3 separate regions of the Homo sapiens genome follow, and all the other regions are linked to region 3. Evidence: chromatin loops called from intact Hi-C (ENCODE). Cell type or tissue: A673. All regions are shown on one strand.

What was found. Peaks named below come from ENCODE experiments on the same cell type or tissue, not always from the same donor. Only the 100,000 strongest peaks of a DNase experiment are listed, where the experiment ranks them.
Region 1: it touches region 3 in a loop (2.3-fold over the local background); 11 of 110 quality-filtered maps call a loop at or near these places.
Region 2: it touches region 3 in a loop (12-fold over the local background); 90 of 110 quality-filtered maps call a loop at or near these places.

The regions. Positions count from the first base shown.
Region 1 is chr6:97,076,266-97,078,765 of GRCh38, reverse strand. The region is part of intron 5 of KLHL32 (kelch like family member 32); the gene reads right to left. Among named protein-coding and RNA genes, the nearest start is that of KLHL32, 150 kb to the right of the region's middle. In A673, a CTCF peak has its summit at 1,193 (motif pointing left); no DNase peak of the experiment used is centred here.
Region 2 is chr6:97,392,982-97,395,481 of GRCh38, reverse strand. All of the region lies in intron 1 of LOC101927314 (a long non-coding RNA gene), which reads right to left. Among named protein-coding and RNA genes, the nearest start is that of MMS22L, 110 kb to the right of the region's middle. In A673, a CTCF peak has its summit at 1,128 (motif pointing right); a DNase peak (open chromatin) is centred at 1,161.
Region 3 is chr6:97,185,642-97,188,141 of GRCh38, reverse strand. It overlaps MMS22L (MMS22 like, DNA repair protein), which reads left to right. Exons shown (of 25, transcript NM_001350599.2): 15 at 1,452-1,645. Among named protein-coding and RNA genes, the nearest start is that of MMS22L, 96 kb to the left of the region's middle. In A673, a CTCF peak has its summit at 1,541; a DNase peak (open chromatin) is centred at 1,531; H3K27ac peaks cover 909 bases.

The sequences.
Region 1 (2,500 bases), 110 kb after region 3:
AGGTGTTTTGACATTCTTAAAACTAGATGAGGCACCCTTCAAAACAAAGCCTTAAAAACACCTATTTCTCTTGCTGTCTCATCTAGTTCTGAGAATGCCACTGACGTGTGAAAGAAAAATAAGCATCATGTACTATCACTATAGAAAACTATGACTTGGGTTAAAGATAATAAACTCCTCTCAAGGTTAAAACAAGAGTAATTTCATTTTGATTTCCCAAGTTTTCCCCCTCTAAGATGTCCAAATTGAATAGGATTACAGATTTTTCCGGGTAATAACACTCAACAGATGTGGCTATTTTAACAATGCTTTGTTTCATCAATGTAATTATAATCTTTCATTTCCAATTATTGATGCACTTCACTTAGACAACTCTCCTTCGAAATGTCACCTAAATTACCCCATGTCGATACTTTACTATAGATAAAGATAGGCAGGAGACATAGTGGTTCTATGCCCATGATGTAGTAGCATACATGAAGTTCTTATATAAAATGTTGATTTTATATCACAATTTGAAAATTTCTCTAAATGAAAGGCCATCCTTGGCTCTGTAAGTCAAGAAATTCTCTTTTTAAAACCACTCCCAAATCTATTCCAAACAGCCTGAGAAACCACTCTACATAAAAATCAGTATGGTTTGATTTTTAACAATGTTAAGTCAAAGTGAAATTTAAAAATTGTATCAGCTGCTTATAAGGACCAAGTAGCAAGTAGGATACGGTAAGTATAAGGCTCTTTATCACTGAATGAATTCTAATGCCTCCCACTTCAAGTTTCCTATCACATACACATAAGCTTGTCACTAAGCTATTCATGCATGTAGCTTATCTTCAAACTATTAAAAATGTACCTAGTAAACTAGTAAAAAGTAGATTTCGCATCGTATGCTTTTTGTATTCTGCACAATGTCAATCATAATGTCTTTCTCATAGATTGCAACAGAGAAGTATTTGTTGGATCAAGAATGAAAAAAAAGCAAACAGTTGTGAGGCACATCTATGACTTTACATGAAAAGAGGAAATAATAGCTTGGTTATAGATACAACTTAACAGTTGGGCAAAATAAACAGCTCTCCCACAATTAACTGAGAAAAGTGTTCTTAAGTACTTAATCTGAGCTTCAGAAAGTCCCTTGCGATGCTATCTAGGTACTGGGTTTTTCATACAATTGGGAAATAAAATGGAATGCCCTCTTGTGGTGCCAGATACATGAGGCCTGACTTCCACAGTGAATCTTGGGTCTCCTTGTTTTCTATATGTTAGATTTTTCCCCCTTTCCCCAGAATGTTGAAAAAGAAGCTTACTTCTCTTGGTTTTTAGTGATGATCAGAAAAAGATAAATGTGCAAACTGTTTGCCAAAAAAAAAAATCAGACATTATCAAATGAATTCACATTAATTTTCCTTTATACCATAAGCAGAACTTTGAGACTCTTTTGTCACAAATGATTATTATTTGTGAAAGATTTAAAGACATCGTTTGCTTCAGTAGACTTTAAAAAGCTTGTGAGAAAGGGGAAGTTCTGTAATATAAATGCCCTTCCCTTCTGCGGGACAACCCAGATCAGATTCCATCTCCAGGGAAAGGCAGGCCACTCCAGCTTGGAGGACTTTCCCTCCTCTGACTTTTAATTGCACTTGCTATTTGTATCATTTGTTTGACTCTTCTCTCTCCAGCTGTGCATAAAGGTGCAGATAGTATCTTTAGTTCTTTAGATCTTCCTCTCTGTCTTCAGAAAGTGGCTACCTAGCAAGTTTTGATTGATATACAGTGGGTAGGCAAGAAAAAATGCCACATCTTTAAAATTTCAAATTTTATTGCTTTTATTTCTTAGTTTATGGCAAAAACATAGATTTTCCTGCTCCTCTAAAAATATTTAAATATTTTACAATGTAAATAATTTATTAAATATTAATACATTTATTTAATATTTAAATAAAGGTACGTGCCTAGAAATGTTAGCTACACTGGAGATAAATATGGCAACCTAAAAAGATGGGAAAAAGCTATTTCCTGAACTTTTCAGAACTGTGTGCTACTTTTAGCATACGTATGCACCATGAGGTGCATTGCCATCTTAGTCTTCATGATTTAGAAATATTATAAGTACACCTAATTGTGCATATTTACTTAGGTTCCTAATTTCATAGTTTCCCTGTCTCCTTCACTGGGTGGTAAACTGCGGGAACAAGGCACTGGTGGTGTCTTTAGTTTAGAGCTGTAGGAAAAACACATGATTTGGAGCTGACCCATCTGGATGGCCTCAGGAAGTGGTTAATCTTTTCAAGTCTAATTTTCTCATCTAAAAATTGCGAAAAGTGACACTGCATTCCAGATCTGTGATAAGGATTCTCAAAAGTGCAGATAAAGTACCTTCTACATAGTAGATGCTCAACATACAGTAGCTATCATTACTCCCTTTTACAAATGCTGTTAACAGTACTTAAACTATAGCTTTGCATAGTCCATACTCACTGAGCGGGTAAAGGGAAGAAAA
Region 2 (2,500 bases), 210 kb before region 3:
AATGAAATGAACATTGTCAAGGAAGGGCAGATGGACATCATGTGCTTCCAGATGTGATACTTTGAGAAAGCCACAACATCACATAAAAAGCATTTCAACAAAGAATGTATAATCAGAATCTAATGAGGAACATTAGACAAACACAACATGTAGAATCATGTATTAAAGAAAAAGAAAGCAGCTATACTCTTCAAAGAAGTCAAAGTCATAAAAGACAAACTAGGGCTGCAGGACAGTTCTAGATTAAACGAGGATGAGGAGACATGACAACTAAATGCAACAGCTGATCTTAGACTGGATCTTGTACTGAAGGGGAATAAATCAATATAAAAGACTATTGAGTCAACTGACAAAATTATTAAATGAATGGTAGATTAGATAGTAAACATCATTGCATTAATGTTAAATTCATCAAAGCCAATAACAGTACTGTGGATATGTAAGAGAATATCCCTATTCTTAGGAAATACATACAGAAGTGTTGAGGTCACGATTTTTGTATCTTAGCTTCAAATGGTCTGCAAGGTAATTATAAAGCAAATGGGTTAGAATATTAATAATAGATCTAGGTAAAAGTCATGCAGGTGTTCTTTGTACTAATTATATTCTTGTAACTTTTTTTAAGTTTGAAATTATTCACAAGTAAAAAGTTTAAAAATTAAAATAAAATGATTTTTCCAATTTGCTCACCCACCAATAATAATTATTGAAGATACTTCCTTCATTTCTTCCTTATAGCACAATATTATTGTTTTTTGTAATCTGCTATTTTGACAGGGAGAAATAGTATCCAAATGTTCATTTATTTGTTACTTAATGAGGTTGAAATATGTCCATATATTAGCAATTTATATTTTTCTTATTTGTAAATTATTTTTTGTTTGTAAATTATTTTTTTATTTCTAGGAATTATTAAAAGACTGTTCTTTCAAATAAGCTACATTGAATCATGAATATGGTGAACAAAATCTTCAACTACATTTTTATAGAAAATTCAGAATTGAATGTTACAAGGCTTCTTCCTTCAATAAATTTAATAATGTTGAAGTATGATTGACAGGAGGTCAAAGTACATAGTTCCCTTCCAGAGAACTTCAGTTTTCATTCCTTTAAAATACCCATGCACTACAGGTAGATTGCCACTAGGTGGGAGTAGTGCTCAGTGAAGCAGTGTAAGCAGCCAGAGCACCTCGATGTGTTGATATCCAAGCATTCATTCATTCAACAAATCTAGAAGTCTCTTTTCTAGGCTGCTGGTTCTTTGCACCCAATTCCTCACAGATTTAAAAGCATGTATTATCAGTATTTTAGTCAGAGATAATTTCTTTCTTAAAAATTATTTCAAAAAGAAATGTAATTATTATGTGAACAAGTATCAATACACTTTAAATTTTTAAAAGAAATTAGAATTCTATGATACATGATTGATATCTTACCTCACTACATATTAGCTGTCCAATTAGCAGTTTACTCTAACTCTACAGACCCCAAAATGGAATTTACTATATTTCACCCTGGACTCTTTAATCTAAGATCAATTTCCCCCTAGTTGGATTAGTCATCCCTCTGATTCTCTCAGTTTAAGAAACAGATCTCAAAGCAAAAGAGGTGGCCTACACCTCTCTAATGGTTCCACTAATGCTGTTCATCTCACACTCCTCAAATCTACTTTCAGGTAACAAGGCACCAAAAACATAAGAAAAGCATTTATGGCCAAGGAAGTACCCTTCTTCCTTTCTGGACTGGTCCCTCTTTCTCCCACTCAAAAGGAACCATTTATCTAATTTTTATACATAAAATGTTTACTTCGATTTTCTTTATGACATTGCTCCTTCCATCAATAACTTCTTCATTTAAATATAAATAAAATTAGCTACTAATGAACAGATCTAGTACTTGTACCATTCAGCAACAGGACACTTTTTAACAAGACAAAGAAATTCAACACTTAAACAACTAGAGTGAATAACAAGAGGTTTAGAAAGTGGCAAAAAATTACCTCATCATACCTTGTGTTATCCGCATTTTAATATAAGTAGACCAAAAAAGTGTCATGAGACTTTAGGGAAATATAAATAACAATTTTCAATTAACACTTTTGATTCTGAATCAAACAGCAAGCAACCTGTGATTTTCCTTACTGAGAGGTTTCCTTTTGAAAATTATCTCCACTCACCTTTATGTCTTTGTGTGTTCTGCCTGTGTGACATATATTTAAAAATCAGTATCTATACAATGAATGGGATTCAGATTTACTATTTTCTATTTTGTACAACACATGTCTGCAACAAAACATTATTTGCCTATATATGTGTATGAGTTAATAATGAGTTCTCAGGACGCTTGACTTCCTTAACCTACTTCTGCTCCTCTATGTCATTTTCCCTCCCCATCTCTTGCTCCCACATCCATTTCCCTCCTCCCTTCTAAGCCTCTATTCTCAGTTGTCTCTCCTCAACCTTCTGCTCTGAGCCTAAGACCTCATTATCTCTGCCCCAAA
Region 3 (2,500 bases):
GATTTTAGTGGTTTGTTATTTATCTCACTCTAAGATAAAGGAACTGAAATGGTTCTCTAGCCACTAGTTCAAGTTGAAAGCATCTCAAGAAGTTTTTACAGAGAGGACATAGCAGATATTTGGTTAGCTTTTATGAGAATTGTTTACTGTATACTCTTTCCCCAGCCATTTGTTCACTTGTTTTTTGAATATTTCCTGTAGTATTAAGTAATATCCCATAATTTTCCAGGAATTCCAATGTAAAGGGGCTCAAGGCCCTAATGTTATACAGTTTATACTTAGAATTTTTACTCACTCTTGGGTAGTTATGCGAAATATTCTAAGATGTGATCTTATAACCAGCTTGATCTTTTTGTGGGATTGCTTTAGATACACATGCTAGTTCTGTGTTTTGTATAGTTCTTTCATGTTATCCACTTCCCCTAAACTGTTTAAAAACATCAAACATCTTTTTTAAAGTACTTAATTATTTTTCTTAGTGGAATGCTATCTCTATTAAAGGAAGTCTTCTCCATAATTTCCATTGGTTATTTTTTGCTGCTTTCTGTATAATTGAAAAAAAAATGCAAATGTAAATGTATCCATGCATTTATGTCTACTCAGTTGATCTGGCAGTAATATAAACAGAAACAGGAATAATAGCATGGTTGTACATTTAGTTTTAAATAATCATATTATCAGTGGGTGCACAACATAAATGCCTTCTGTTCCACATCACTAAGAAGATCTCTTATTTCCCTCTCTTTGGTAACCTCAATTTCCTGCACGTTTCTATTAAGGTCTAGAGATATCTAAATTTTCGATTGAATTAATCAGCAAAGGTGAGTAAATGATTAATCAAAATTTGAGGCAGTATCGAATTATGTTTTATTATTTTATGAAGAGCAACTTGTTATTGTATATTATTGCCTACCAAGTGAGAATGATTATGAATCTTTTGGGACCAAAGTAGTAAGATTGTATCTAGCATAGTTTTGTCTACTACACAAGGCCTGTGTCTTCTAAACAAGGAAAGTATTTTAATTTAAAATACCACGCATAAGCCAGTTGTACTTACCTTCCTCTTGGTACATCCATGTCCTAAAGCCCTCAGGAGAAAATTGTTTTAAAAATTGTTTTCATGTCTAGATTTTAAGTAAAAATCACTTGTCATGTGTGAGTTGCAAAATGCAGACCTTCATTCTGAAGCTGCCTCTTTCTCATTTGGATCTGACATATTAAAAAGCATATAATTAATGGTTGACATTAGTAGTTAACATTAACTTTATGATGCTTAATATGCCATCATTCATCCATCAAACAACCAGAAATGCATAATGTCTTGGCATAAAGGTTTTAATTATATAAAATGTTTCTCATATGATATAAATGGAAAAAGCTCAAAATGTACTTTAAGAAGATTTTTGTAAGCATTTATTAAGGGTGTTAGCTGTATTTTTATTTCTTTTTAGGAGTATGCATCAACAATTGTGTCAGGAACTTCAAAGGGACAATGTGGACCTATTTGTACAGTCTTCATTATCGGCTAAAGAGCGCCACCTTGCTGCAGTTGCCAGTGCACTGTGGAGACATTTCTTTTCATTTTTGAAGAGTCAGAGAATGTCACAGGTAGTGCCTTTCTCACAACTTGCGGATGCAGCTGCAGGTCAGCATTAATTATTAATTTGCTAATTTCTCTTTTTGCAGACTCTTTGTCAGTATTTTCCTTTATTTTCTTAGTAACAAACTCTTGTATAGCAAACATTTTGTCAGCCAGAAAGATGAAACAAATTACATATTAATAAATTGGGATCCTTTGGCTTATTTATTGCTAAAAATTAAATGATTATTTACTAAAAATAAGATAATTTTCTATCCTGAAAATATTGAATATACATAAGCTTTTCTTATGCATGTAATATTTTGGAAGGTAAACTAGCATTTGATTACGTGTGATTCAAGTAGTTTATTTTCAAATTGTATGAGCAGATACATAGGTATAAGATGAAGTTAATTTGTGTAAAGAGCAAAAGAATATAAAATAAATACCACTTCAATCCCAAGAAGATGAGATCAGAATGACACTGAATATATAGGATGTTATTGTTCTGACTTCTACTAGATTCTACTTTAAGTTGTAATTTTTACTTAATTTGATTATTAACCTAAAGACATGTCCTTAGGCTTTAAGGGACTCTGGATCTCATGAAATTATAGGTAAGAATTTGAATATATGCGCATATATATCATTTCTAAGAAGAGGCCATTGTCTTCTCAAGGGGGTATTTTGCTCAAAATATGTTAAGAAGTATTGGAATAGACAGTGATTAGTATGGTAACTCCATGTACTTGAATGAAGTCCATTTAAAGGTATTTAATTTATTTTTAAATAATAGTTTTAAAAACCTAAGATTTAAACCAATATTTATCCTAGTGTATACGAGGAAAACTGAGCTTAAAGTGCTGTGTAAAAGACTAATGATTTAAATTTGAAAAGATTTTGAATTCTGATAACACTTCT